Regions from separate parts of the Homo sapiens genome. Here regions 2, 3 and 4 are each linked to region 1. Evidence: chromatin loops called from intact Hi-C (ENCODE). Cell type or tissue: OCI-LY7. All regions are shown on one strand. Region 1 overlaps PCDH9 (protocadherin 9). Region 2 overlaps PCDH9 (protocadherin 9). Region 3 overlaps PCDH9 (protocadherin 9). Region 4 overlaps PCDH9 (protocadherin 9).

Region 1 (8,000 bases):
AACATGTTATTACAAGTACAATATTTTCAAAGTAATTTCAATGACACCAAAGCCTGCCCTGTCTCACCATAGGATGACTGGTCTGAAACTAAGGAGAACATTAATGTTCCTTGTTTCTATATCTTGAATTAATGGCAACAAAAACAAATAATAAGAGAATAGAATATTGTCACCACATATACTATTTTCTCTACGTTAACAAATATTCAAGAATCAACAGACATGTCTATGTTTAATACAATAGTAACTTTTCATTTTTATTCTGCTTAATGTTATTAGCAATGGAAGGCCAAAATGCGTCTTGAATTTTATAGCTTAGGAATATCAAGATGGAAAGAAAAATAGTCAAATATTTATCTTACAAACCCAAATGGAAAGATAGCCAGTTTGAATGGGTGGCCTATCCTCATTTCAAAAATCTGTGTTAATATCCAAGGGCTCTGGGTATCTTCTACCTCATAAGTATGAAAACTGACTTCATGACCATAGGGCACTTAGCCAAAGAGCCATAGAAATAAAAATCACAACCGATAACATTTTAAAAACAATTTGCATTTGGGGGATCAGTTGTCACCTGTGTTCAACTGTCACTATATATATCTATTCCAGAATTTAATAATTGAAAATATCTTAAAGATTTTGGTTAGCCTCACATTAGTTAACATTTGCCCCCTTCACTTTCAATTGCATTTTTTCCCTAGCTGTTCTAAATATCAATTCTGTGACTGCCTTCCGCATTTTACATAACATAATAACATTTCAGTAGTGGTTGTAGTAGATTATTCAAAAATGAAAAGTAATCATAAATGTAATATAGTATCTCTAAATGGTTTGGAATAGAAGAAATTCCCTTTACACTGTAAAAATACATGTATACACTTAAGTACAGCACGCATACACATTTTCAGTGTATACATTCCTCAATATATAGAAAAATATATGTGAGTAAATACTCTAGATTGTGAAAAGTCAGGATGTTTAAAGCTCTAAAATGAGTATTTCCTTTAGAAAATTAAATGACAGTTTACCCAGAACCAATGTCTAGTGCAACTCTTACAGACTGTTTTACTACTTGAAGAAGTTGTCAAATGTAAATGGGTGACTATTTCTTTTACTTTAACATTTTCATTTATCTTCCCTCTTCCCACCCCCAAAAAACCACACAGGGGCCAAGAAATTAATTCCCTAAATGCTGTCAACTGGGTTGGGAAACAGCAATAAACAGCTTACTGTAAAGCCTCCAGCTACAATAAAACAGCTGTCAATAAGTGGGCTGAGAGTTGGGCTGTGCAAAAACAGGTTCTCTGGATATGATAATACGAGAGGGAAAGAGGCTGACACTTCCTGTTTCAATATGCTAAGGTAGTGGTTCTCAAAGTGTGGGCCCTGGACTAGCAGCATCAGTACCACCTAGGAACTTGTTAGCAATGTATATTTTCAGTCCTGACCTCAGTGGTACGAAATCAGAGCCTCTGGGGTAGAACCCAACAATCCATGTTTTAAGTAGTGCTCCAAATGATTCCCAGACATTCCACAGGGAGAATCAGTATCATATTTTAAAACAATATCTGTCAACAAGACCATTTTTCTTTTAGGCAAATATACCAATGAATTTTATCATTTAAAGCCTTGTTGGAATGGATAATGTTGTCGTTTTCATCCTCTTCACCTTTTGGCTGTAAACTTTGTTGTTTTTTTTTTTTTTACAAATAATTACCGAGACATGACCTTTTGCCAAAAAAAAAAAAGTAAATTCTTAACCTATAAAGGCTAATCGCACTTCCAAAAATTTGTAAGAAATAATCTGTGAAAAATTTAGTGACACATGAAAGCTTTATAAAATAGAGTGAATGAGGAATATGATTTACAGTGTTTCCTATGTTCTTTGCAGGTTAACACAAGGGAAAACAGCAAGGGGAAAAATATCAGACAATATAGGAATTGATGTACCACAAACAAATTCATGATGAAAACATCAGACGTTATGTTTTCGTTATACATACAGTATAAATGAGTGAAATTTAAGTTTGGTAAGCTTTTAACCAAGAATCTTGCATTTTACCCACATATCAATTAATAGCATAAAATGAAAAGATGGTGTGAGCAATAGTCGTCACACAACTAAAATCTTCACAGATTGTATTTTTTTAAATAAATTCCTTTGAAAGTTTTTGTAGCAAGAAATGTTACTCTTTCAAAATTGTGTAGCTTCAGGAGCACATTTTATATAAAAGCCACTAGTTAAAAAAGTTTTTACTTTTTAGCTTAACTAGAACATCTGCAGATAGCAATCATACAGTTCAGTGAAAACAAATTTTTAAAGAGTAGTATATATTTGATGTCGTTCATTCATAGGAAATATGCTTCTTTTATCCAAAAAAATGTACATATTACTTTGTATATCACTACCACTTCTCCACCGACTTCTATCTCTTTTCTCCAACATCACACTATTTCTTTTTCAGCATGAAAACTTTTAAAAGGTGTAAGCAAAGCCATTTTAATAGCTCTTTATCATAAGAGTGAATTACCTAGTTCCATATGAACATTGGAATACCCATAGGAGAACTGCAAAGTGACACATGGTCACAAGAAATTTCTAAAACGCACTTTAGTTCCAGTTAGAGAATTACTCAGTATCCTATTTGAAAGATTACATCATACAAAGACTTTTATGACTGACTAAGCCTCAAGAAAAGATCTCTTGCATACTTTGCTGAAATGCACTTAACATTTATGTCACTACACTATATATAGGTTCAACTTTTGGGGAGGTCAGAAAAAGTGGATCTATACATCAATGCTAATATCACCACGTATAGACAGAAAAAAAGATGATGCTGGAAGTATATCAGTACATTTCTTTGGAAAGAAAATGTCAGATTTTACATGAAAAAGTTTAAGTCATATTAGTTTCTCAACATAATTATGCATATCATAAAATACCATGTGTATTGTGAGTAACCATAACAGAAGTAAATAATTTAAAAAATTTTCTTTCTGTTCATTAAGAGCAACTTTTTAATCAAACTCATTTAGTTTCATAAATTACTTTTCTTATCATAGTTAACTATTTAACTTTTAAAAACCTTTACTAAGACTGAACATTTTTTAAATTTTAAAACATCAACCTCTTTTCAAATACTAACAAAGTTAACACAAAAATTAAGTCGTTCTAACTTTGACTTATATGTAATAATCTCATAGTCTCCTTTAAAATTCTATACTGATTAAAGTCCTTTCTTCCTGTGTATTTAAGCTGTAAATATTTGTACTTTTAAAACGCTCTACTGTTTAATATTTTACTTTAAGAATGGAGATTTTAGTTGTATGGTAATATGTATTATACTTGATGTTCTGGGAGTATCTGTATGACTCATTGTCAAAATTACTCTTATAAATATTTTATTACCATGAAGCCTTAAGTCCTTCCAGAGCAATAAATGATAGTTGGTAAGGGGGAAACTGTTTCAATAAAACATCCTACTTCACCCCACCCTCAGAAAATAAAAACTCTTGATTCTCCAAAGACTAATCAATGATAACTGTTGATACTGTTCTGCAAACTAATTTTGCTTTACTTGATTTTCTAAAATCTATGTGTTCCTTATTTATAAACAAGTACAGATGGGCCATCACCATAGGTGAACTCCATATCGACAAAGACAGAACTAGCATTACGAAATCCTAGAAAGTTGGTGTGCTGAGAGCTAATCACAAAAGAGCAAGCGAATGAACTTAAATGCTAGTTGCTCCAGAGCAACTATCATTAAATAAAAGGTATCTTTGGCTGTACTACCAGCTTGATCCTTCCCTCCCCCTTCTCCTTGCTACTGCGGGATTGGCACCTGGCCAGCACAAGCGACATGATACCCTAGTGCCATCTACAGGCTATTATCGATATTCAAATTTTGTGGCAACAGACAAGCACCAGTGAAATAAATTAGACAGCGCTGCATTTAAATCTTTATTAACAAGGAATTATTAGACCTAAGAAAAACTAATTCTGGATTTGGTTGAAATATGAGTTTCTCAGCCTCTTAATCCCTCTTCATATGGCATATTTCACAGTTTAAAATGAGTTATGACAGATCACTTATGCATTACTAAGATGAGAGAATATTTACAATGGATTCATTCTTTTCTTTTTAAATCAGTTATATTAGGCAGCAAGCATTCTTTTTTTTTTTTTTTTTGAAAGAGTATTTGGCCACTGCGGACACTAAAAATCTTTCTATTAAGTACCGAATTTAATATATTACAATAAAATAATTTGAAATCAAAGAGAAGACTTCCTATATGGCTTAGTTGCAATCTATCAACGATCATGTGCTTCACAGCTGATGTACATTTAATATTCTACTATCCTGTTTAGAGACTAAAAAAAAAATTAACCCCTTTAGCAACCATAGCTGCAACATAATTGCAGTCACACCTTCAAAAGTCATTGAAAACTTGAGATTTGAAGGTGACTTTTTAGATCAAAAGGTAAGGTGAAAGTCTTGAAGCAGTCAATTTGGAAACCCCCAGGAGCAGAATTTGGCATATCAGGACAGGTTTTTTCTTCTTCAGCAAACATTATCTTGGGACATTTTGGAATAATTTTCTCTTTTCATCTTTTGCCATTTGAAGGAAACTGAAAGGAGAAAATATTCTCAGAACTCAGAAATTTCAAAGCTGTTCTAAAAATTCTTGACTGAGCCCCAGAGGAATAGAAAAGGGGTCAAGTTTTTTTTTACCTCTTTCTAACTAAGCTAAAGTTAGACCAAAACAATAGACATACTGGCACGTTAATACTGGTTGACTGGGCACTTGTATGCAGTACTTATAGACCAGTAAAAGTGCTCGTTTACCTGTCTGGTGTGTAAGGGGCCCTTTGTCTTGAAGCCTCCTTGGGAACTGCACTCTGAGGCACTGAAGTGATCTGAACTAGTGGAAGAGCGTTTAGAAAGGGTGTCACAACCCCCAACAAAGGTGTTGTCCAAAGGGAGTTCCTGAATCACGTGGTGCTTTTTCACGGAAACTGGAGTGTCTGGTTTGAGATGAAAAGCAGGCTGTGGAGAAGCAGATTTGTAGTGCTTGGCCAGGTCAGGACTGTTAGGCTTGAATGTTGTTGGAGGTGCCGGGCCCCAGTCAAATCTTCCTATACTTTGCTCCTCCAGTTCAGCCGGCAGGCTTATTGTCCCATTGATAGGTTCATGAACTGCATCATCGGGTTTGGACTCTTCGATAGTAACAAAGTTCAAAAGAGAGCTTTTGGGAGACTTCCTTTTCTTTCTTTTCTTTTTCTTGTTTTGCTTGTTCTCCTGGTTTGGGGACATCCATTCGGCACCTTGCTTGCTCCTCTGAGCTGCTTTGAACCTTGATGCATGGCGACAGCGCACCAGAACGGTGACGAAGATCACAACAATGACCACCATGGCACCGGCGATGATGGCAATCATGATGGTTAGATAGTCCTCATTTTGATAGGGTTGGCTACTATCCCCTATGTTCCTGTCCAACGGGGTCTCCATAGTCCTGCGGATCAAGTCATAGATATAGGAGGCATTTCCAGCAGTGTCGTTAACATAAAGGAATACAAGCACAAGCGTGTGCAAAGACTTAGGGTACCCCAGGTCACTTATGTTGACCACCAAACGATGCAATCCCACATCAGTAGGTGCTGGTTTTTCTTCCAGAGTAATGTTACCTGTTACTGGATCAATCCGGAATAAGCCTTTATTGTTTCCACTCACTATAGTATACTTTAGTTCAGCGTTCATTCCAGTGTCAACATCCACTGCAAAAACTTCTGCTACCACGGAGCCAGGAATGGCTGAGAGGGGCACCAACTTAAAGGAAGTATTAGACGGTGGAGAAATGACAACTGGGCTGTTGTCATTGACATCCATGACGTTGATAGTTACTTTTGCAGTAGAGGAACGAGGTGGTTGTCCTCCATCAGTGGCTTTGACATCAAAAGTGTAGGAACTCTGCTGCTCTCTATCAAATGAGACATTTGACTTTATGACTCCAGAATAGGGATCCAACACAAAATTATCATTGTCATTTAGAATGGAAAGAGTCACAGCTTTATTCTCTCCAGCATCTGCATCTGTCACTGTGATTACCCCCACAGTACTATACTTTGGCAGATTCTCAGACACAAAAAATTGAAAATGATTATGAGTAAACTTGGGGCTATTGTCATTCTCATCCAGAACAGTAACAATCACAGCCGCTTGGCTTTGGAGGGGAGGGGTCCCATTGTCCCTGGCAGTTACTGTAAAAATGAATCGTTCTTGTTCTTCTCTGTCAAATACTCTGGAGGCTGTCAAAACTCCTGTTTTTCGGTCCAGATCAAAGAAGGAGGCATTCGGTCCAAGCTGATAAACAATGTCTGCATTTTTCCCACTGTCTTCATCTGTGGCACTAATAGTTGTTAAGTATAACCCACGTCGGTTGTTTTCAGAAACTGACAGCTCAATTACAGGCTGGTTGAAAATTGGTGGGTTGTCATTTTCATCCTCAAGCTTAACCCTTACCAGGGCAGTCTGATTTAAACTGGGCTTCCCAGAATCAGAGGCAACAATTTTAAAGCTGAATTCTTTGGTGCCCTCATAGTCCAACAAAGAAGAGGTCTCTAACAAATATTGGTTGTCATATACCGCCTTCAAATGAAATGGGACCTCTCTTTCAATAAAACAGATCACTTTGCCATTCACATCTGTGTCCTTATCTGAAACTGTAATTAGGGCAATCTTTGTATTGACAGGATCTTTCTCAGATAAATACACGGTGCCATTGATGGGACTTATAATGTACCTGAGGTCTATATTAGGAGGGTTATCATTTACATCGGTGACATTGATGGTAACCGTTGCTCGAGCAGGAGTGGAGCTGCCGTCACTAGCCAGCACTGTCACTTTGTGAATGGCTGTCTCCTCTCTATCTAAGGACCTCTGAACTGTAATCAGCCCAGTAGTATTATTTAAAGCAAAGAGTCTTTTGGTTGCAGGGGCGACCTGGGCACCAAAAATGTACCGGATTTCAGCATTACTGCCTATATCTGCATCAGTGGCATGGAGCTGAATTACAGAGGTACCTACGGGAGCATTCTCTGGAATATGCACCTCCACTTGACCCTCTTTAAACACTGGCCTGTTGTCATTTACATCACTTACTGTGACCTGCAGTATGGCCGTACTGGATTTCTGTGGAGTGCCTCCATCCTCTACTTTGATTTTCATCACATAGGTATCTTTCTGTTCTCTATCCAAGTTTTGCTGAACAATCAGTTGTGGCCACTTCTCTCCCTCTGGAGTTTCCACGATATCCAGTCCAAAAACACTCTGCCCATTTAACAATTCATAATGCTGTACACCATTGAAGCCTGTGTCAGGATCTGTTGCTGATGGAATTGGAAAGCGGCTGTTGATCAAAGTGTTTTCTGGAATGGAAATATTGATGACAGGAGATGGAAACATGGGGGCATTATCATTGGTATCCTTGACAATTATTTTTATTTTGATCAGCCTGAAGAAATCATTGGGGAGGATCACCACCTCAAGTTCAAAGAAACACTCATTCTCCTCAGCATATGAGGCGCCAGCACAGAGTTTTTCTCTGTCTATTCTGTTGGAGGTTGTGAAAATTTCCCCAGTGCTGCTGGAAACTTTCACCAAAGGGGCATCCCCAGCTTTAGAAACCAGTCTGTAGACAAGGCTGGCGCTGGTCCCTGTGGCAGCATTGATGTGAGAAATGTTCAGATCCTTTGGTATGTTTCCTATGGGCACATTTTCAGGCAATTCCTCTCTAATAGTGTAAATAAGTTCTTGAGCTATTGCGGAATCCAGCCTTAAACAGGCAATCAGAGCAGCCAACAGGTAAAAATCCCTCAGGTCCATGATAATGTATTTATTTTCTTTTCCTGGATTTTAGGGTTTAAAGGTTTCCACTGAGGAATGATGCACAAATTGCAAGAGGAAGCGTGCATGGACTGGAGGATGCATTATATC
Region 2 (8,000 bases), 730 kb before region 1:
TTTGCCCTTTGTTCTTACTCCAGAAGTCCTCTGGCAAATTTTTGTTTGAGACAGGCTCCATCACCCAGGCTGGAGTGCAGTAGATTACAGCTCACTGCAGCCTTGACCTCCTGGACTCAAGCAAGCCTCCCACCTCAGCTTCCTGAGTAGCTGGGACTACAGGCATGCACCACCACACCCAGCAAATTTTTTCTATTTTTTGTACTAACAGGGTCTCACTATGTTGCCCAACCTTGTCTCAAACTCCTAGGCTCAAGGGATTCTCCTGCTTCAGCTTCTTAAAATGCTGAGATTACAGGCATGAGCCACCTTACCCAGCCAACATTTGATTATTAGTATACAACTACATGTTCACTGCCTCCTTATAAATCTACCTTCTCCACTGCAAATCCCATGAAGAAATTTCCATCTGTATATGCCTAGTTTGTAGCATGATTTTCTTGTTCCCACAAAACACAAAATGAGTGAAGAAGCCTCATCGATGACACACATACATTCTTAGCAGCTTAAAATATAATCAGTTTCTGTTATGATAAGAACACGGAGAGCTAGTAACAGTCTTAAAATGTTCAGACTTCATTGTCCTCAAACAGAATAAACCACTTCTATTGCAGAACTCTTAGAAACTGAGTGATTTTCTGATTCCTCCTGATTTTCATAAACACAGAAACACAAGCAGTAGGTAGAAATACTTCTTTTTCTATTGTACTTTAAGTTCTAGGGTACATGTGCACAACGTGCAGATTTGTTACATATGTATACTTGTGCCACATGGGTTTGGTGCACCCATTAACTCATCACTTACATTAGGTATTTCTCCTAATGCTGTCGTAGAAATATTTCTAAATCTTGTATTCTCTTTTCTGACTTCTCGAGGAGAATATGCTGTATAAAAGGGATGATCTAGGGTCATAATTAGAGATAGAAATATCTGTCCTTTGCTTAAGGCCACCAGTGCCATTAAGGCCTCCTGAGTTCTTCAGAGTTTTTGACTTTTACCAAAAGTTCTGAGAGGGTGATTTTTCCATTAATGCTTTCTCTGTAGATTTCCTAAGACCTGAACACTGTTATACCGGTCGGCTTCATGTGGTGCTGCTCTCAAGGGAAAACTTGTTGCTGTCCATCTCTTCTAATTTGCTTTTTAAATCTGTGGACCTTAAAAACAGATAACTAAAGTGGAAAGAATAGGAGAGGATTTTTTAAGGGTGTAGTTCATGAGATTCAGCACAAGGTTTATTTATTTTTTACATCTATTACCTCGATTTCTGTGGCTTTTATTTTACTGGTTTTGTTTTTAATTTTTGTCTTTTTCAGATCAATTCGTAATGTTTAACTGTTTTTAATAGGTGAGGTGGTGGTCTAAGAGAGTGTTTTAAGGAAGAGAGTTATCAGTTGTGTAAATCTATAGCTTGCTGAACTATTTTTTTTAATAGACTAATCAAAGCACATAAAATTCAGAAAAAAAAATTCCTGATGCAAAAAACTATGAGCAAAGCTAAACAATTAAAATCTCAGAACGTGTTCTAAGTAAGCCTTTTTTCTCATAGGTAAAAGTTAAATCTGGATAAATGTATTTCCTTAGTTAGAACTTTTTGTGACATTTCTTTGCCCAGCATATCTGTCCCTGCTTCAGGCTATGCTGTTGAGAATGACAGCTTGTCTTAAGTTAGTCTACCAATTCTTTTAGCTAATTAAATCCTCAGTTTATAGAAATGAGATATACTCTCACTTTGATTGATATATACATTATTTACTGGCTTCTTAGCTTCTTAGTTTCTCCTGAACATCTGTTTTAAACTAATGCTAAACTTCAGTAAACTCTTTCACTGCCTCTTACAAAATAGGCACTTCTTTTGCCTCCCCTCTTTAAATGAAAGCACACTTGGATAGGATTCAGATATATGGATTGTGTTTGATAAGTCCATAGTTGTTCTTTTTTAAACAGTGGTTAAGGATCACTTGGCTTAAAGCACAATAGGAAAATTTAATAAGAGCCTGGTTTTCGCTGAAATTCTCTCGTAAATTTTGCCACCTAGAACGGAACAGATTTTGGCCAAGGAAATGGTGTGTGTGTTGGGTGAGGGCAGGAGATATTGTGTGTGTGTGTGTGTGTGTGTGTGTGTGTGTATGAGAGAGAGAGACTGTGCTCAGTGAATATGTAGTGAGGAACTACAGTACTGTGATCAGCGAGGAATGTAAATATCCCATATTAGAGCGTTAAGTGACTTGTTGGTTTCCAAGTACAACACTTGAAAAGCTGATTATCTTCTCTTTAGTTCGTATACTTTCCACAAAGTAGCTGGCATTGATTTGAATTGTTTGGGTAATACTTAACTATTTTGAGAGTTGAACTTGTACACTGTATCATGTAAATGCAATTCCTTTATTCCTTTTGTTATATTATCACTTTCTCAGTTAAGCTTAACATAGCATATGTGTTTTTCTCATAGAAAGGTAAGTTTTTAATGCAGGTTTTTATTAAACAATCATTGATTACTTGTCATGGTCCATTTCTCTCTTCCTCTTTCCTTTAGACATATGTTCTATTAGTCACACCTAGTGCAGGTACTTTGGGTTAAGCTGATTCCACATCGCGGGACTGTGATACTGGTAGGCCCCATCTCCTATTCTCTAAACTTTGCATCAATGAAATTGATTCAGGTCACCTAGACCTAAGCCATATGTGCATGGCATTCCCCTGGCCACAAAGTTTGGTTCTCAAATGGGTATGTATGACTCAATTTGGATCAATGAAATGAGGGAGAAGATTTGTGCTCGGGTTTCTGAGGAATAAACTCCCTTAAAAGAGATCTTAAAGAGAAATGTCACAGAAAAGATACTTGCTGTTTGTCTTCTGTTGTGATACTACTTTTTCATGATTTATATTTATAGTTGTTGTGATTTGTTGTGATTGACACAATCAAAGTTTAAAAGATTAGCTGTTGCTATTTACTTTCATGGTTATATAACATGAGATAATAAGGTTCCTGAGTCTACCAGCCTTGTCTTACATAGACAGAAATCTCAGTATCATTCAACTTTTTCTCCAATCAATATATATTAAAGCTTTCTGAATGTTGGTCATTCTATCCTTAGCATTAAATAGGTACACACACACACATATATGTAACCTAGTTAATGTTTATATTTATATATAATAAATATATATAAATATAAACAAATATATATAATGATTTTTATATTTATATATAATGATATATATATGTTTTAAAATGGGTTCAATAAAGGAATGATGAATACATGGGTGGATGTTTTGCAAGTGGCATTAGAGAAAAACATGATGCTGGGTTAGTAACAGTGTGAGCTGTCAGAAAAGATAGATGGCTTTGCTGGTCATGCTATAAATAACCACCAGGTGCCACTCAGAGATGGTGGAAGCCTCATTTTGCATGACAGCCATTGATCAGCTGCATGACTAAGATGCAACCTTTTGTGACACCACTTGAGGAGAAAAGGTTATGTTTCACATTTAAGCTTTGAATAATAAGGTCAGGATCAAATTAAATGAATTTCTCTGGCGAATACATGAAATATACACAAATTAATACAACAAATTAGATACATTGTTACAAAGAAAAGGTGAGCAAGCTGGAGCTAAGTGCGATCCTGGGACTTTGTCCTTCTGAATATTTTATTAATGAGGTGACTATCCTGTCTCATTAAAAATATCCTGAGTGAGTTCTCACCACCTGTGGGAAGACCCTAAACTGCGATCTAGACTAGAATACTACAGAATAAAGAAATAAAATAATAATAAACATGTTTCCTATGTGACTATAAGCTTATTAGAGCATATTTCAAAGGAATGCAAAATATTCAGAAGAAAATCAGATAATAGGAATTCTTACATTTACATCTTTTTGCAGACTTGAAGTAAATCTCACATTTGTTATTTGGAGGAAAAGTTCATCTATATTTTATGTCAGTGTGGCAAATGTGTTTTTGTGGCATTTGAATACTAGCCAGCAAGTCTCTTCTTTTATGAGACAAAGGAACAAATTATGTTCCTAACTTAAACTTTCAAAGCAACTGCAGATTGTTCGCAAGGTTCTATTCTTAATAAATTCTTTTATTACAATAACAGTTGTATTAGTAAACTTAGCACATATCTATATGTTATTTGACATACTTGAGTTAATAATAATCCAAATGGTTTCATATTTTTGAAATTATTCACTTATATCTCATGCAACCACGGTAATTTAATTGGCTACCATAAAAATTATTTTAAACCATGAAATGTGATTGGTCAACAAAAAGCAGAATAAATGCAAATAACTGAACATCATAAGTAGTTACCAAGGAGCTGCCATAACCAAGGAAGTTACTACAGCATACATTTAAAACATTGTGTTATCATGGAAACTATGTACTCATTCATTCAACAATTATTAATTAATTTCTTACACTGTGTTAGGCACTGATATAATCAAAGTTTGAAGGATTAACTGATTTATAGAAACAGCTCACTTTGTCAATACTTTTGTTTTTCATAGAGTCACACTATGGGTGAATAAACCATTTAATCAATGCTCAAGGCCTATGATGCCACATATATATTTAATAATGACTGCAATACTAAAAAGGTTTAATAACATTTTCAATATAATAATAAAATAATTATGACAATATGATGTTTCACTAATGATAACAATAGCAATATTAAACCATGATTATGTTGAATAACTGGTTCAGTTACATTTTTAAGACTTATGAATTAAAAATAACTTTATGTTAATTTATCAATGGGGAAATAAATTGTAATAGTTGAAAGAAAACAAAATGTAAATTTTCACTCTATGAGAATGCAGAGATGTAGAACCTGAGTAGAAAAGGAATCTGGTTGGCTAAAGAATAAGGTCAACAAAGTTACTTATCAAAAGAATTTTCGATGTAAAGAATTTCTATCAAAAGGATTTTCTATGCTTTTAAGATGGCAAAACTTCAGAAAACAGTAAGCTCTCAGATTTCAGGACATGATATTTTATTAACTGCTAATCATTGACAAGATACTGAAACATTCTACCACAGCATGAAATAGTAGGAATAGACAAGGTTTACACGGACAACAAATCACCAAGCCTGACAAACAATGAAATGCAAATCTAATGGAGGTAGCTTTTGATTTTGTAAATAAATCATTAAATGATTGAAATAGCTGTCTGAAATTTGCCATGAGTTTGAGGAGATAAATATATCCTGACTGCACATCAGACTTACCTAAGTTAATTTAAATGTGTGCTTGTGACTCTCTCTCTCTGTCTCTCACTCTCTCCATACCCCCACCATTCTACTGCCAACAATTAGACCAGAAACCAGAAACTCTGGGGTACACACCCTTTAAGGTATGTACATTTTAAAAATCTTTATAATATAGATAAATTTAAAGCATATCCAGTTTGTGGGATATTTCACAAGATAACTGACCTGGTTTCATCAAAATATCCATTACATTAAAAATTGTTTTTAATGAGTTGGGCAGGGGAGATTGCTTTAAAGAGATTTATTAAATGTTTCAACCAAAGGCAATGTCTTAATTCTTTTTGGTCTCTGAATTGAAACAAAAGCCAAATGTACAAATATTGTTCTTGAGAAATTTGTCACAATTTGAATATAAATGACAGTAAATAATTACTAATTTTATTAAGTGTGATTATGTCAGTGGGTTATATAAGACAGAGGAGAGGATGGAAGGAAGGAAGGAATAAAGGAAGAAGGGAAGAAAGGAAGAACAAGGAGTTAAAAACATGAAAAAAATAGATTTTTAAAATAATTATTGAATTTAGCAGATGGGTATATGAAGGTTTATTAAACAACTCTCTCTATGGTTATGACTAAAAATTTTCATAATTAAAAGTAAGTACAAAAAGAAAATTAAAAATTCTGGCAAACAATTAGAGATTTTTGTTAGCATGTTTCAATATCTTCTTTGTTAGCATTCTGATTTCTAATTCTAGTTTAAGCCTAGGAACCTGCATTTAAAAAACACTTCAGGTACATTACAGGCAGGCTTTAAGCAATGACACATTGAAAAACACTAAAGAGAATTACATTTTCTGACTCTGGAATAAATAATCTGAAATAACACATTGAAACCAGCTAAGTACATTCAGCTGTTATTTTATTCAACGGTATCTCCTTCAAGGCGAGATGGGGACTAGGAATAAGTTAGCCTTGGTCAAGGTGGACACTGAGATGATGTTTCTGATTCAACATAGTGCTTTGGAAACAGAGGACATCCATTCAATGTTTACTTGCAAAATAAATACATACATACATACATACATACCTCTGGATGATCAGTCTAAAACCTTACTTCTTCAACTAGAGCATTCTAAAAAGTCAGAATTGTTTAATTTGGTTCTGGGTAGAGAACACACTGGTGACTCTTTGACCTCTATTGGCTGCATTTCTGCCTGTCATCCCCAAACTGTGCATTCCACTTCAGGCTAAGCCCTTGATCTCTTTAGGAGCCACTGCACACTAATTCTTGCTAGTAATCATGGCCACAGACACTACAATCCCATTGTTTGTGCCCAAATCGTGACTCTGCCACATATTGAGTGTTCCTGAGCAAATGACTCTACTCATCTTTGTGACTGAGTTTCCTCTTCTGTGAAACAGGAGTAATAATGGTACCTACCTATGTTGATTTGCTGATGTGATGTGCTTTACTTGTTTAAACTGTTTAAGATTGTACAAAGCCCATAGCAATACTTATAAAATTTTGACATTTATTATTGTTGTGCTTCTCTCATGCTGTTAACACTCAACTATCTATCTCTCACATTATCTTTATTCATTTCCCCCGATTAGGGAAATTATTAACTTGGTTGACCCGTGCTGAACATGTTCAAAATATAACTCTTCTTCTCCTACTCAAACATCATGTTTTTGAAAAATTAACATTTGTCCAGTAAACCAACTAAAAACTTAGGTCATTTAAATCCATTTCAATCTTTGTCCACTATATCGAAACTATCCTCATATCTCAGACATCACATACCTCCAGGTCTGTTTTCATTTTTGATCCCCCCAAATCTCCAAGCACATTTTCATGTAGCTACTGATTGTCCTAAAGTTCCATCCTTCCATTCCTTAAATGTTTCTTGCACTACCACATTCATTTCCTCCTCTCAAGGTTGACACTATGCCCCTAGTACAAGTTATTACTTCAAACATGACATGTATTTATAGCCCTCTCAGTGCTATGAACTTAAAAATAATAATACTGGTTGAATAAATAAATATTTTATGTGACAGTTACCTGTTATAAACATCTGTCCTGTAAACATCTGTCCTGTAATGGCCTTTAAAAATGGCCTTTATACAAGTCAGTTATTATGGAAACAATATGGAACATAATGTCAATAATTCCTCAGTCAGTTACAATCACATACTTGTACCAACAATTAGGTACTTGTCCCTTATTTAATAGTGAACATGGCCTTATATCACAAACAATTAAGTTCTCAATAGTGCAATTAGTGGCAAGAACAAATGCAAGGCAAAAAAGAAAAGGGTTTTTTAAAACTAAAATTCCAAGGCAATGTGGGATTGTGTATCCATGATATTCTTTGAAGTTTGAAGGCTCTTATATCCAATGCATAACTGGCTACGATTGGTTATCTCTTTCACAAGGCCACATGATTTATGTATTATCTTTTATTTTCCTCCCGACCCCTAAAATCCCCATATTGGCCTTTTGTTTCAACAATTTTATTTTTGCAATGGATTTTTTAAAGTTTCTGCTTACTTTTTCAGTTTTTTTTTTAGACGGGTCCTTGCTCTGTTGCCCAGGCTGAAGTGTAATGGCGGGATCTTGGCTCACTGCAACCTCCTCTCCCCCTGCTCAGGTGATCCTCTTTGCCTCAACTTCCCAAATAGCTGTGACCACAAGCATGTGTCACCACACCTGGCTATTTTTTTTTTTGTATTTTTGGTAGAAATGGGGTTTTGCCATATTGCCCAGTCTAGTT
Region 3 (8,000 bases), 430 kb before region 1:
ATTTAAGATTGCAACTTCCTCTCAGCACTGTGTATCCCCGTTTTATGCTCTGTTGGTCTTACTAACATTTATCAATTTCTATAGACCATATAATTCACTTGTTTCTTTTGTACAATATCTGGCATTGTGAAAGGCAAGCTCCATAAGAATAGAATTTTTGTCAGTGTTGTTTGCTGCTATATTCTTGCATCTAGAACTTTGTCTGTCATTTACTTGGTGTCTAACAAATAAGTGAGCAGTGTACAAACTGTTCTATTCTTCAGCAAAAAATTCTGTCTATTTGAGTAAGGCTGGAGTCTAGTTACCAATATTGTTGTCAACCAAGATTATTTCTAGGGCATCTATCTTCTAATGCAATATCTGGGTTGCAGGGTAGTTACCAGGTAATGCTAAACGTTTTTAAGGTGGCTCTACCAATTTTTGTTTCCATGATTAATAAGAATTTTACTGAAGCCACATGCAGACCACTTAACAATGTAAGACAAATTTTTTTTGGTTAATTAAGTAAATGTAAAACGGTATTTCATTGTTTATTACTTGACATTTCTGTAATAAATAATAAGGTGGGACATTATTTTATATAGTTGTAAACCTTTATGCTTTCTCCTCTGTAAACATTTTTTGGCAATTTTTTCCCCAAAAGATTTGGTTGTTTTCTTATTGATTCCTAGCAGTTCATAATATGCTTTGGATAGTAATCATTCATGAGTTAAATAAGTTGCAAATATCTTCTAGCTTGACTTTTTACTCATTTTTCAATCACCTCTCACAAAGAGAGGTTCTAATTTTTTGTAGTTGAATGTATTAACCTTTTCTGCATAATTTATAATTGTGCCTGCTTTATAAAATTTCCTGTCTATGAAGATATATTTCTATATTGTCTTCTTAAAGTCTATTTGTTTTGCATTATATATTTGGTTTTTTAATTCATCTATAATTGATTTTGTGTATGGTGTGAGGCAGGGGCCTGTTTAATGTTTTTAGTAAAATGAATAACCAACTCTTTCATCAATAGAGTAAATCCTATCCTTTTTCCCATGACATAAATTGCCACCTGTCATATATCAAGTATCCTTATTTATTTTTCAAGTGCCCAATCTCATATATAATTCCAAATAATGTTCCTACCTATGGTTGGAAATCCTTAGCCATATTATTAATCTATGAAACTTTATACAGGATTAAAAAAGAAATCTCATGTCATGTAGAAGACTAATCACCTATACTGTTTTTAAAATTGTATTTTATCTTAGCCAGCTAATGTTGGCTCTCTGTAGGAGTTACATTTCTATAAATAATCAATCAAGCATAACACAGAAAAGTTAATACTCAAAGGCAAGACAATTTCTAAACAGGCGATTTACCATTACTATGCAAATTCTCTAGCTCTAAGCCTTTAGTGAAGCAGAAGCTATTGTGTGAGGTTAGCTATCATCCTACACCACGCACTGAATTTATTGCAAGAGTAAGTGAAGTAACTTCATTTTCTATTGTAGCTCTGTTCATCTGTAATAATGCAAGAGTGATCCTTTGCACATAAACACATGGAGAAATTAATACATTATAAATAAGTACAGCAAAATCAATGTAGGTGAGTCATAAAACACAGGATTTAATGTTTGACAATTATTAGATATTTGAACTTATGATGAAATTTTCAATATATTATAACTTGAGCAGTGTTTTTTTCCTCTAAATTGAGTACATGTTAAAAAAGGGAATTCATTATTATGCTATGCTGGTAAACATTTCAGTAAAATAATTTTAGTCCATTGACAATGTTTGAATGACAAACTGCAGGACTATAAAGATTTTGTGATTTATATACACACATATATTAAGTTGGTGCAAAAGTAATTGCAGTTTTTGCCATTACTTTCAAATACAAAAAGTAATTGTGGTTTTTGCCAATGAAAGTAATGGTATAATTTGTAAATAATTATGTTTTTACATACATGTAAATAATGTATAATAATGTATTACATACATGTAAATAATGTAGTAATGCTATAATTTGTACATGCTTATGTATGTATTATGTAAATTGTATAATTTGTAAATGCTATCATTTGCCATTACTTTCAATGGAAAAAATCGCAATTACTTTTGGATTAATCTAATAACATTTGTTGTGATTGTTTTCTAAACATATATAAACCACACTCTGTAACTCTTTTTTCTATCATGTGGACTTTTCTACAATATAAATAATATAGTGTGACAGATATACACTCTGTATACCACTCATAAATACATTGCATTATGCACACAAAAAATCTTTGTTTTACTGAGCTGAAGTCAATACATAGTTATTCCAAGACTCTTACACACCTGGGTTATGAATTTTATAATAAAAATCAATAATATCCTATTTAGAATGCTTACTTTGCTCCATCAAAGTGCTCTGCAAATTTCAATTCACGAAATTCCAAGGGTATATTAAGGCATATTAGTGTGGTTTTATATAAGTCAGTAATTATATGTAAGTCAGTAAATGAAAACATTTTTCTTGTTGGTCAATCTATTACCTTCGAGATTTATTCCAGGATCACCTGAAGAATTCCACAATAGTAGAAAACTGTCTGTATTAACATATACAACTGGATAAATTATTCCAAGGACATGCCATTAAAAATGTTGTGAACATAGATTTTATTAAACATAGAACATATGTATACATTGTACTCCTATAGAGTTAGGAAAACACAGACCATATATGTGCAGCTTGTTATAAAACCCAAACCTGGGCCAGGCACGGTGGCTCATGCCTGTAATCCCAGCCCTTTGGGAGGCTGAGGTGGGCAGATCACCTGAGGTCAGGAGTTTGAGACCACCCCGACCAACATGGTGAAACCCTGTCCCTACTAAAAATACAAAATTAGCTGGGCTTGGTGGCGCATGCCTGTAATCCCAACTACTCCGGAAGCTGACGCAGGAGAATCACCCGGACCCAGATGGCAGAGGTTTCAGTGAGTCAAGATGGTGCCATTGCACTCCAGCATGAGTGACAAGAGTTAAACTCCATCTCAAAACAACAACAACAAAAACCAAGCCAAGAAAACCCACCAAATCTGTGGTAATTTGTTATATTACTACAGATTACCTTTGAAAAAATCTGATCATTAAATTGGCTATACATGTGAATGCCTAATAAATATATGTACACACTCATACATATATATGTAGGTGTTGCACTTAAGGATAGTGTGCCAAAACAGATTCGATACTAAATTCAAGCAACCTGAGTAGTTACTATAGTGTATTGATAGTGAAAATGTTAAATATAATCACAAAAATAATTTAGAAATAGCTTATTTTCAACAATGAATCAAGGAGTGAAGAATATTTTCACCTTAGTTGATTGGATTACATCATGGTAAGATTCTTTGTGAACCAGAACAAACAGAAATTAAAATTGACTTTTGCTGCCAATTTTAAAATTTCATAATACTGCACATGTAATATATGCTTATATATATATATAAAGATATGTATATAAATATATAATGCATTCTCATATGATGGTCATTAGATGTAAAACCTGGGCCTACAGTTAGTCTTCAAATGTCTACAACTCACTAAGCACTCCTCTGGAGAGAACATGGACTATTCATGTTAATTAACTTTGATTGTTTGCATGCCCAAGGCTAGTGTCTTTATTCAACGAATACCTTTTGCTATGCATAGATAGAAAGACATTTTCTGGTAAGAACATACAGTCTAGAATAAAACAGATAGAAAATAACTTAGTATTACTTTAGGATGAGTCAGTGATTTTATAGGTAAAGTGAAGCAAAGCCCAAGGTATAAATTAATCCTTAATACCATTATATTGGCTTTAGTGGTACCACTCACTTACATTACCACTTCAATGAAATGTATCTAAACAACTTTCATGTTGTCTTTCAACATTTATGACGTATTTATTTATAACTAGTGTCAGAACATTTCATTGAAGTATTATAATATGGTTTATTGGTCCATCACCTTTTTCTCTCTTTCTAGAAAAAAACAAATATGACTATATGTTTAAAATCAAAGGGGAGGAAAAAAGAGTATAAGGCATTGACTAGTAGAACCTATTTTCTTTTTGAAAGAATTGTGCTGAAAACTTTAACATCTGTTGTGCTTGATTATTGGAGCTTTATTTTCATTGGCTTCTAAAATAATGCTGTTACATTCAAGCAAGTAGATTAAATGTTATTAGCTTTAATACCTTTTAAAACAAGTAATCTGTTGAAACGATAATGGAATTTAAAGTAAGTACATTTGTTAAATTTGTTTTTACACTATTGTGTTTTCCCTGTTGGCCACATGAATCTCTAAACCCGACATTGCTAATTACAATTATCATATACAGTATATGTATATGTGATTAACTTCACACTACACTTAAGGCAGACATAAAGGTAACTGAAGAACTCCACTGTCATGTATAATTCTATGAAGGAATAATTCTCTTTGTTATTTTATTTGTCTTAGAAACAAGAAAGATAGTTTTTTTCACATAAATTTATGAACCCATTAAAATAAAAAACGTAGACTGTAATGTTAATTTACTATGAGATGACAGGCATCTGGGTCTAATTAGGAAGAAGGAAGGAAGGAAGAAAGGCAAGAAAGAGAAAAGGAAGGAAAGAAGGAAAGAGAGGGAGGGATAGAGCAAGGGAAGAAACATGGATGGGAAAGATCCTAGAGTAATCTTTCCAATTAATACACACCAATTTAGATTTTCAGTTACTTAGGTTTGAAGAATTAGCTCCACCGTCATACATGGTTAGAGGCAAAGTTTCAATACTTCTTTTTGTGTCAAGACACCTGTCTTTTTACTTCAGTGCCAGAAGCGTTTAGCATCTTGTCACTGAAGAGACGCAGCCTGCACATTTATAGGTGTCACTCACTCTACCATCTGTTCCTTAGGATAACAGCCACCATTATCACCCAACCTCCACCTAAGGCTTTAACAATCTCTGTGGATTAAAGTTCAGATCTACAAGGAAGAATGGCTGGCAGTAATGCTGCTGTTCAACTTTGCTTGACCTTAACTCTCCTGCTGTCAATACTGTATTGCAGCCTGTTAACTCTCTTTTTCATCCTATGTGTATATTTCACTATAAAGTTCTTGATGTAGCAGTGAAACAATATAAGATCTTTTGCTCTGTTATTACCATTTTTGGTTCCCTTTTCACTTTCAGTTCACTGAAACACTCATGACTACATCTATAGTATCTTTAATAAATAAAGTTAAAGTGAATGAATCCTAATTAGATTTCAGTTCTGGTGTCACTAATCAGACAGTTTCGCAAATGGAACTAACCCAAACGGACACACACAGGCACACACACACACACACACACACACAAATTGAAATAAGAATGAAAAGGAGGAGATTGTGTTAAATGCCAGCAAATACAGGGTAATAAAGTATCTTAAGAATTTATTTAACATAATTTCACTTATTTTTCTTTTTAGTATAAAATGAATACAGTTTGATTATCTCTTCTCTAACATGCTTGGGACCAGAAGAGTTGTGTATTTGGAATTTGTTTAGTTTTTGAAATATTTGCATTATATACTGACTGGATCAGCATCCCTAATCCAAAAATTCAAAATCCAAAATGCTTTGAACATTCTTTGAGAATCATGTCAATGCTCAAGAAAGTTTCCAATTTTGGAGCATTTCAGATTTCCAGTTTTGGGATTTGGAATGCTCAATCTATCATACTACATATAAATATAAGATAAATTGATTAACAAATACTTGTTGCTAACACCTTTATGAAAGGTACTGCCTAACAAATAATTTATAAATAGCTTTAATTAATTAATTCCAGCCGATATATGACTGGGGGAAAATATCACAGTGCACCATATTCCCATTCTTTTATTAATTTACTTTCTCTCTTTATTGTTGATATGATGCTTCCTGATTAGGAGTAGTATTTTTATGCCTGTTTTTATTTTGGTGGCTTTTCTTCTTTCTATATAAGATATTCTGCCACATTCAAATGAAAGAGAAAAGGGAGGGTGTTCTGTTTACTCATTGCCAATCAAACTAATAAAAATGTTTTGCAAAGATGGTAAAACATGATAATGCTGTCAATTTAAAGCAGCTCATTACAGATGGAGTGTTTGCACTCATTTTGTTCTACAACTGAACTTTTACTGTGGCTATAAAACAGCATCTCTTTGTTACTACAAACACTGAATTCTGCTGAATCCTTTTGCTTTCCCCACTGATTTGTTTGTGTGCTCACTCGCTCATGGCTTTTGGAAGGATTCATCTCCTCTCTCCTCTGGGAAGCAGTAACTGCTGCCCAGTAATGTTCTAGGATGGCTGTCTGCACGCTGCCTCCTCCATTTTATAGGCAATATTAGCAAGTTAACCCATGATTTTTCAACAAAATAGATAGTTTAGGATTTTGCTTAAGGATGATATTTCCGTAAAAATTAGCACGGTGTTTGGAAGCATTTTCTACCAGTTTTCACTATCCCTTGGCTTAGGGGGCACTTGTGGCTATCATCTGCAGTTGGCTAGCACTTATATGTCATGCCCATTCCTGATCCATTTGAATGTGTGTGAAGAAAGCTTATTTATTCAGCCAGCTCCATTTATATACAGCATTGTGACATTTTTGTCATGTGTACAGAGGCTGGGGAAAAAGCAAAGTTGCAGACCCTTGTCTGTAAAACATGGAAGCCTACCATGGAACAACATGTCAAGGGGATATTCTCATTAATGCAGTGGTGTTACTTATACCTAATTAGTCTCTTTTGTTCAATTAGGACCAGTCATTTAAGCAGTACCCCAGTTTTCTGCTGATAGTGACAGCTTCCTCAAATTAGTTGGCTTCTCTGGTTTGAAAAATTAAATAAAAGTGTAACTGTGTTTTAGTTTGAGATGATATTGAGAAAAAGCAAACATAAAGCAATGTTTCTCATTTGATGGGTGCATAAGTAATAAACTGAAGAGAGATTTTTAGTAATATGCAGAATATAGGTTCACTGTAGAGAATTAATCCTTTCAACAAGTATCTGTTGAGCTTCTACCACACACTGTGAAAATGGTGAATAAAATAGTTCTTGCCTTCAAGAAGCACAAAGCCTAGGAGATATAGACATATAAATACATAATTATATTAGATGTGTGTTATTAATATAAAATTGATAAAAGTGTATTAACGGTTGAAGAAGAAAATAATTAGCACATTAGGAGAAGTAGGGAAATGCTAGGCAAGATTATAAAAAAGAAGTAAATTTTGATTTCTGTGGCAGATGAAGACTTTAAAAGATGGGTGAGCACTGGAGAAAAAAATTCTGTGCAATGATTATAAGAGGTGAGAAAACAAAGCAGTGAAATAATACAGCTTATTAGAGGAATTTAAAGAACTTCAGTAGAGCTAGTTCATAGGTTGAGATAAGGAGAAAGAGTTAGGGAAGTGGACAAAGAAATAATTAAGGGGATAGTTCCACACCATAATTAAGACTCTATCTCTCAGGTTACAGAGTTCTTTTGACTGGGAGTTATATTTTAAAATATGTGTTGCTCACATTTTTTTTCTAGTATTCTAGACCATTAGTTAGGCATTGCTCTAAAGACTTATTCAACCTACCCATATATAAATTTCATGGGGAAACTGGGGTTTCCCCGTGAAACCCCATTATCATCTTGGGGTTGATAATGATTTATGGTTATTTAAAAGTAATTTATACCCCATAATCTAAATATATGTAGGATTCCAATTAGACTCCAGCACTTTACCATAGTGACATAGTTCTTTCAGTTGTTCATCTTTGTCTGCTTTACGGTTATTAGAGAATAAATTCCTTATAGAACATAAAGTCCTAACCCTATAATAACAAACTTTCTAAGTAAACCATCAGTGTAAATTTTAAAACAATTTCACATAAATTGTAAATGTAGATAAATCGCTAAGTGCAATCTCTATGTATGCTATGGCGAATAAAACACATGTGATACTTTCTTTAAAATAACTCAA
Region 4 (8,000 bases), 340 kb before region 1:
GTTTTTCCCTCTGCCTAGAAATCCCTTTATATATATCTACATCACCTCTAAGGCTCTGATCAAATGCTACCTACGAATGTTCAATTATTTCTAGAGGTGAAAATAATAATTTAACTCCTTTTTAAACCTTGAACACAGCTGTGAGTTACATAGAGACTAAGGCTGGGTTTTAACTCATTTTTCATTATGCTTACAGTGTCACAGGTGTGTTGCCAGATATATAATCAGCACTAATGTGTGTGTGTGTGTGCATTTGTTTGTTTGAAAGAATGTGTCCCATTTTCAGGTATCCAATGAATGTAGAATACCTCTGTCTCCCTTTCTCTAACAAAAACAGCCATATTTCATTTGCTGACTGAAGATATTCTAACTCAGCCTTTCTCACATTGTGTTCCATGGACTACCAGTCCCATTAAACACCCCTTGAAATAATGGTTCTAAGCACAACCATTTCTTTAATGAGGGAATGTTCCTTTTATGAGAGAGTAATAAAATGCATTAGTTTATTAAAGGAGTTAAAAAAAGGCCTTCAAGAAAGAAACCTGGGGTTTTTAATATTTGCCTTTGTTACACTATGATATAGTGGCTGTGTTAGGATTTTGTGTTTGTGTTTGCTTGTTTGTCGCTGCTGCTTTTCCACAGAACACCTTCTCATTGGACATTGTTTGAGAAGTGCTCACTCTTCTCCTGTACACAACTGCATGCTTACACCTTAGCTCCTTCATTTCTAACCTGTTGTCTGTTGTTCCCTTCATCTTGAGCGTTCATTTTTTTTTTTTTTTTTTTTTTGAGTCCAAGTCTCACTCTGTTGCCCAGGCTGGAGTGCAGTGGCACGATCTTGGCTCACTGAAACCTCTGCCTCCCAGGTTCAAGCGATTCTCCTGCCTCAGCCTCCTGAGTAGCTGGCACTACAGGCACACACCCTGCCCAGTTAATTTTTGTATTTTTAGTAGAGATGGTTTCACTGTGTTGGCCAGGCTGGTCTTGAACTCATGACCTCAAGTGATCCGCCTGCCTCTGTCTCCCAAAGTGCTGGGATTACAGGCATGAGCCACCGTGCCTGGCCACTTTAAGCGTTCTTGCTTTTAATTTCCCACCTACTGAATTTCTGGTCATTATTTAAGATAGTTCTTAAAATTCATCCACTACTGGTTCTTCAACTTGGCCTCTATCAGAATCCAATTGTTTCTGTGTATTCCCATAGCATCTGCAATATAGTAATTAGCACATCGCTGTTAGGAATTTTAACTTTGTCTCTGATTCTTAATTTGTGTGAGTGTAATGTCCTGCACTCACCAAGCCATCCAAAGTCTTTGCAGTATTGAAAGAATCTTGTGAGTTAGGCTGATTTTCTGTAGACGTATGTTGAGAGACTGAGTTGGTGGTGGTGATGTTCATTTTGAAGGAGCAGAAGGTAAAAGGAAAAATAGCATAAGAAAAGGATTCCAAAGCAAGACTGGCTTTCCTACATTATAATATTTTTATTAGCTAACATACTGACAGTTGGTCAGACCATAAATGATTCTGTGGACTGACCAAGTTTGCAGCATTTTAAGGTATTCAAATAGAAGAGATACCTTTGAGGAAGAAGAAAAGGAAAGAAAGAAGATATGCCAAATGAATCTAATTGATTTAAGTTTTATCTTCTTTTTCATCTCCCAAAACATTACTGCATGAAAGAGAAATTTTCTTTACGATAAATTTAGGGAACTACAAAAAAATGACAAGTTACATTCTATGTCTCTCAAAAATATTTTAAAGCATTTATATTCTTATATTCTATTACTGCCTATCTCAGTAAGTCTTTACTGCCTGAATATTATTTCTGGTTTACAAATTCATATCAGCAATAAAATTGATTAAAATTTCTCTCTCCTGATAGTGTACTCCCTGTACCACAATATACCCTGAATTTTTCCATCCTCTGCCCCTCACTTTTGCTATCTCATTTGCCTAGACGGTACTACTCCCATGATATTTTTTTTCCTGATTAAGCTCTAATCTTCTGATGCTCTCCTAGTACTCTCTGATGTTCTGCTCAAATTACACAATTTCCTTGAGACACTCCTTGATATATCAGCCTGAATCTATCTCAACTTCTACTCTTCTTCCAACTTTTTGCCCTGTTAGAGCATACAGTTCAAAATGGGTGGCAATGAAGATGTATGTGTAGGATCTGTCTCAAGCTCTAGAAAACATGAGTGTAGGAGTTAGGAATTCAATAAATATGTATCTCTAAAATGCCTAGGAAAATATATATGTGTAGCAGTAGATAAGCAATATGCTAGTACATGTATGTTAAATTGAAGATTAAAACAATATACTTAATTAGCTGGGTTATTCTGTATTAAATGTACTTAGTTTTGAGCCATGATGATATAAAACAATAATTTATATTATAGAATATTTTTAAGATTTTGAATTCTTTATGAGAAAGAGAGAAAGAGTTCAAGTAACAATTGGGATTATGCATTTATATTGCCAAACTAGCTAATGTTCCAATTCACTAGCTGATGTTACTGAATTCTAAGATGCTTTTAGTTTAATAAAGGCCTTTTAGTCTCCTACTTGGTAAAACTTAATTTCTCCTCTATATTTATTTTGAAACTTATAAGAATAAAACTTGAAGTAGAATGGAAGAATTGTAATACCACTGATAGTAAATGGAGATCTCTGCTGGGCTCCAAATACCTTAGACCCAGAAATAGCTTATACTTCTTCTCACGAAACTGTTTTCTTTATCTAAAAACTAATTTGTATTTAAGGATATCTCTGCTAGATTTTTCCTCCGTGTTTTCCATATGTTTCATGCTCTACCCCATAGGATCCTCTGGTATTTTAATAAAATGCCATTTTTTTTCTCATTAGTGAAGTGTCCTCAGCAGGAAAAGCTTTAACCATGGATCGATTTTCACACCACGTTTCAATGGAGAACATGAACTCAGGTACAGTGATCACAACTGACCTTCTTACTGTTTTTGTTCTGTTAATTCATTTGCCTTTGTTGGGCCATTAAACTTATAAAAGGGAATTCTCTGTTTGGCTCTTTTTTAAAGGGCAAAGAGGTCACTAAGCTCAATCTCTGATCTGTGTTTTTCAGAGTATAACTGGCCAATTTCCAAAAGGTTTAGCTCACCCTGAGGGGTTGCAGAAAAGGAAGAGAACATTGGGTGAAAGAAACACCCCTTCTCTATTTACCTTCCAACCTCCCGCGCAAAACAAGCAGAGTTAAAATCAGAAAGGGGGCTGTGAGCATGAGTCTAGGCTACATAGGTGTTCCTCAGTGTCTGCAGCTGCAGCTTCTACTTTGAGCTTGCTGGAACTTGATTCTAAGTGGCTTTGAAAAGCCACTGAGGAGTTTGTGTTAGCCAGAGGCCACGAAAGCTGCCATCCACAGCTGAGTGATTCTCTGTTCAAACTGGGCATAAGCCCAATTTGAACAGAGAATCTGTTTTCTTCCTTCCAGCTCGAAAGGGTACATTTCTGTATACTCCCTCATTTGCAGGGGTGAACTTGGAACAATAATATTCATCTATGAAAGAAATCATAATGTTAATTATTATAACTAGGTATCAGTAAACAGCTAAGTAGCAGTGTGATATGGATGTGTGTGGGTATCTGAAGAAGCAGGCATTCTAGCCCCTTCTTTAAAAGAAAGATGTTTTTCAAAATTATTTAACATTCAGGAGCTAAATTCTCCAAATTATAAAGTGACAACAAACTATCTGAATATTCTACAATTCATGCACTCTGAGATACATATACTTTTGTGATAGAATTGCTGTGTTTTTTTAACACAGCCTTGAGGTAACTGAATACTCCCCGATCTCATTATTTCTTTTAACCTTTCTCTATTCTATTGTGTTCTCTCTCTCTCTAATTCACCCACCAACAAATATAATAACACACACACACACACACACACACACACACACACACACACACACCCTGTATTTCTAGACAATTCATTAAATTATTCCAGAAAATCTTCTAGCAATGCCTTTTTTTTTTTCTGGATTTGCAATTTTGGCACCGCATCACCAAGTTCACATCCTGGACCATGCCTTCTATTAGTGAATGTCTGGGCAGTCTCCCAATAAAGCTGAGCAGCTTCAGTATCATTAGTGGGATGATGGTATTTCAGTTCCTCTTCCTTTCATTCCTCTTTAGTTTACTATCAGTGCCACTGAGCTTAATGAACCAAAACGCCTGCTCATGCATTAAAAACGGAGACGTGCATTCTGCCCTAGAAAAAAAAAATGCTACGTTCTATTTTCTACAGCAGAGATTTTTTTTAACAAACAAAGTAGGAAAGGAAACACAAGTATATTTGTATAATGTGGAGATGTTAGTAAAGGCATTTTGAAATTTTCAAACAAAGAATGAACTAATTTGCAACTATAGAGTGCCCTCATAAACAGCATGCACTTGTAACAATATGAAATCACGGAAAGTACTATCACTACTAGCTGCTGCTATACGTAAGCACTAGCTATGTTAGTATTAATGCGCTAATTACTAATATACATTCAGAAGTGAATATTATGTAAGAAATATGTTATAGAATATTGCTGAGATCTTCCATTCATATCTTTATTTCACACCATCTCTGGTATTGTAAATAAACTAGGCACTAATTTAGAAGTTAAAGCATACTCATATTGATAAAGCTACTTAAAAAAACCTGATTGCAAAATGTTAATGTCATTTTTCCACATAACAAGGATATCTAAAAAAGTCTATTGTTACAAACCTAAAAGTCATAATATTGCTTTTAAATCAAGGGATGATCATATGTATAATGTGGATGATAAAGGTACATTGTTATATAGGTAGTTTTCTGAAATTCTATCCACATATTTTCTAGTTTTTGAAAAGTCACTCTATGATATATCAAATTACTGTGACATGGTTTTACTGAACTCAGCTTGCAAACACCTCTGGCTATTATGCTAATTAATTTTACTCACTTGCATCTCAGTGAGAGTGAAATGGGAAATTGGCTAATCAAAATTGCCATTCTCATCAACTATATGTTCCCCAAGATTAGCTCTGCTGCACACTCAAAAAAATGGACCACCAGCCAGGTCCAGTGGCTCGTGCCTATGATAGCAGCTCTTTGAGAGGCCGAGCTGGGAGGATCACTTGAGCCCAGGAATTCAAGACCAGCCTGGGAAACATAGTGAGGCTTCATCTCTGCAAAAAATTTAAAAAATAAAAATTAGCTGGGTGTGGTGGAACAAACTTGCAGTCCCAGCTACTCGGGAGGCTGAGGTGGGAGGATTGCTTGAGCCTGCACCAAGGAAGTAGAGGCTGCAGTGAGCCATGATCACGTCACTGCACTCCAGCCTGGGTGACAGAAAAAAATAAAATATAAATAAAAAAATAAAAAATAAATATCAGCCTGTCCCCAAAAAAAATAAATAAAAAAAAGAAAATTTTAAAAAGAGGAAAGAAAATGGGCAGGTAAATCACAGAAAAGTGATTTTTGAAGAGAAAGATGGGCCTTAGAAGAGTAGACATTTTTAATATCAGCTGAGGCAAAGGGCAGAAAAGGCAGGGTTCAGAAAAAGGAGGCAGAGAACAGGAAAGACAATCTGAAAGTATCATGCAATTTTACTTCATTCTTTTAGTAAACAAATTTTTATCTGCCTTTCTCTACAAAGAAATGCACTGCACAGAGCTTGTGAGCTTTCCCAACATTCAGAAGCTCTTAAAAGCAGTCAGGGCTCCTCTTTACAGAAGCTGTGATTTTCCTACAATAATTTTCTATAATTGTGCCAAAGAGCTAAAAATAAAAATGACATAAGAAGTTTTGCCATAGTGAGATTCACAAGCTCAATTGTAGAACTTAGTCATCATATTCAACTTTCAGGAAGATAGATCCAGGTTAGGAAATTCACTGTGCTGATTGCCTTCCTCCTGCCTGTGCGGTTGAGATGTAAAGTCTATGGTCTGGTTATCAATAACTGCTAGGAACTTTGGCCATAAGCGAGTAGATAGCTGTAAAGTACTATCGTATTGAGAAAGTAAATGTGGTAAGAACTGTAACAGGCTGAGGTTTATTGAGAAAGTCCTGATTACTGTGTAGACTGGGTACCTCTGATCCGAGGCCAAAGCCACACGAAGCAGTTATAGAATTTATTGGGTCTTATTTAAACTAAACATATATCTGGCTTTCTCCATTTTATTTCTCTTCAACATGTGGAAGAACATAATTTTTTTGGTTTAGCACGAAACTTCTATCTGTTTCATTCTTTAAGTCATTCGTCACATATCTCAAGGTCACGAGCAAGCTTCAGAGGGAAAGTATTTGTGTTAATTGATTGCTTCCATGATTCTTATGCCTATGGGTGCTGGTAAATGAGCTTTTTGTATTTTCAATGAAGTGACTCAAGTGGAGGAGAAACACTTATGATTCCTGTTAATAAGATACATAAAGCATACTGTCCCCTGGAGATCTTGGTTCCCTGCTCCCAACTCCTTGTCACTTACTCCATGGTGAAAATGAGAACTTTGCCCTCCGATTGCTACTACCAGGAGAGTAAACACTCTCTGGTTCTAGAATTAAAATGAAGCATTCAGCAGTATAGAGCCAAAATACAGAACCTCTCTTTTCTCTTTCTGCCACTGTACTATTGCATTTTGAGAAAGAGGCACAATTCAATAAAGCAAAATTCACTCCTGCTGAGATGTTTTTTACCTGACTATGTACATCGCTTTTTGGCGAAAAAATAGGACAATTCCTTCAATTCTGTGAAGCCATGGGGATGATGAGTTTGGGGATAGCATTTGGATATATTGGTGTATTGATTTTAATCAAATACATTACTCTGGGTAACAGCTTCTTGCTCTTCTTAACAATTCAGTAAACAAAAAGATATGCAAGCAAACCCATTTTATTATCTATAGCAACGATGGTCTCTGTTTTGTATTTCTTAGCAGAGCCCGGGTATCTGGCAATATATTAGGTTTGTAAATTATCATGTCACTAATGAAAGATATTAGATGTTCTCTACATGGAAAAGAAAAAATTCATTCTCTAGGGTGATAATCTTACTTTTCTCTTCCTGCATAGCATCATTATTCTACTGCTCTTGTTCTCTGACAATAATGACATCTTTCCTAGCTACACTTTTTAAAATGTCAGGTTTATTGGGTTATCATTTGCATATAGTAAAATTCAACCTTTTAGGAGTAATTCTATGAGTTCTGAAAAACACATGTAGTCATGGAACCTGACTAAGACACTCTTAACCTTCTGCTTAGCTTGACTAAACTTTAGACAAACTTCTTCCTAACTGTAGACTTCTGAACTTTTTTTTTTTTTTTTTTTTTTGGTTAAGGCATTTACTCTAGAAAACTTGCAATTGTAAATTCTTTCTCTGCTCTTTTGGGAGGTTGCTGATTGCCACTTTTACAAATGAGGATGGTCTTTCTCAAGTACCTGGAAGTCATCCCTTTGAAATGAATTCATCAAGAAAGATAGCACCCCTATCTCCTAGTCTTAGTGGGAAGGCAAGAGCCGAACTTTGATAAAAAGGCAATTAGCAAACTCAAATGGCCTAATCACATCGACCAATCTATCACCTAATAGCCTCCAATATTTTTCCACTAGTTTAAGAGCTTAAAAACTCTCCTGCCTTTTGTTTCGATTGAGCTCAGTTCCACCTCTCTCATCTATTGCAGTAGCCTTGAATAAAATCTTCCTTGTCTGTTTAACTCTGTCAGTGTAATTTTTCTTTGATAGACCACCACTACAATCAAGTTATAGAACATTTATATTGCCTCAAAAACTTCCTCTGTGCCCCTTTGTACTTAATGTCTTCCTTCAATCCCCAGTTCCTGGCAACCACCTATCTGATTTCTGTCCCTATCACTTTGCCTTTTCCAGAATGTCGCAGAAATAAAATCATGCAGCATATAGCCTTCTGTGTCTGCTTGTTTTTTTCTCTTCCACTTAGCACGATAGTGTTGAGGTTCATCCATGGTATTGCCTG

The links. A loop is a pair of places that touch in the nucleus more often than their neighbours do. Peaks named below come from ENCODE experiments on the same cell type or tissue, not always from the same donor. Only the 100,000 strongest peaks of a DNase experiment are listed, where the experiment ranks them.
Region 2: a loop joins it to region 1, with 3.0 times the contacts of the local background. A loop is called at or near these places in 9 of 110 quality-filtered maps.
Region 3: it touches region 1 in a loop (5-fold over the local background); 2 of 110 quality-filtered maps call a loop at or near these places.
Region 4: it touches region 1 in a loop (8-fold over the local background); 3 of 110 quality-filtered maps call a loop at or near these places.

The regions. Positions count from the first base shown.
Region 1 is chr13:67,220,552-67,228,551 of GRCh38, forward strand. PCDH9 (protocadherin 9) reads right to left here. Exons shown (of 5, transcript NM_203487.3): 2 at 4,854-8,000. The coding sequence starts at 7,889. Among named protein-coding and RNA genes, the nearest start is that of PCDH9, 5.8 kb to the right of the region's middle. In OCI-LY7, CTCF peaks have their summits at 3,887 (motif pointing left) and 4,087; DNase peaks (open chromatin) are centred at 1,360 and 3,840; H3K4me3 peaks cover 5,966 bases; H3K27ac peaks cover 4,008 bases.
Region 2 is chr13:66,489,292-66,497,291 of GRCh38, forward strand. The region is part of intron 4 of PCDH9 (protocadherin 9); the gene reads right to left. Among named protein-coding and RNA genes, the nearest start is that of PCDH9-AS1, 190 kb to the left of the region's middle. In OCI-LY7, a CTCF peak has its summit at 3,406 (motif pointing right); a DNase peak (open chromatin) is centred at 3,390; H3K4me3 peaks cover 803 bases; H3K27ac peaks cover 1,386 bases.
Region 3 is chr13:66,789,642-66,797,641 of GRCh38, forward strand. The region is part of intron 3 of PCDH9 (protocadherin 9); the gene reads right to left. Among named protein-coding and RNA genes, the nearest start is that of PCDH9-AS2, 32 kb to the right of the region's middle. In OCI-LY7, no CTCF peak of the experiment used is centred here; a DNase peak (open chromatin) is centred at 4,860; H3K4me3 peaks cover 2,300 bases; H3K27ac peaks cover 3,374 bases.
Region 4 is chr13:66,883,132-66,891,131 of GRCh38, forward strand. All of the region lies in intron 3 of PCDH9 (protocadherin 9), which reads right to left. It overlaps PCDH9-AS2 (PCDH9 antisense RNA 2), which reads left to right. Exons shown (of 6, transcript NR_046527.1): 4 at 2,869-2,945. Among named protein-coding and RNA genes, the nearest start is that of PCDH9-AS2, 62 kb to the left of the region's middle. In OCI-LY7, no CTCF peak of the experiment used is centred here; DNase peaks (open chromatin) are centred at 3,310 and 4,190; H3K4me3 peaks cover 2,641 bases; H3K27ac peaks cover 4,715 bases.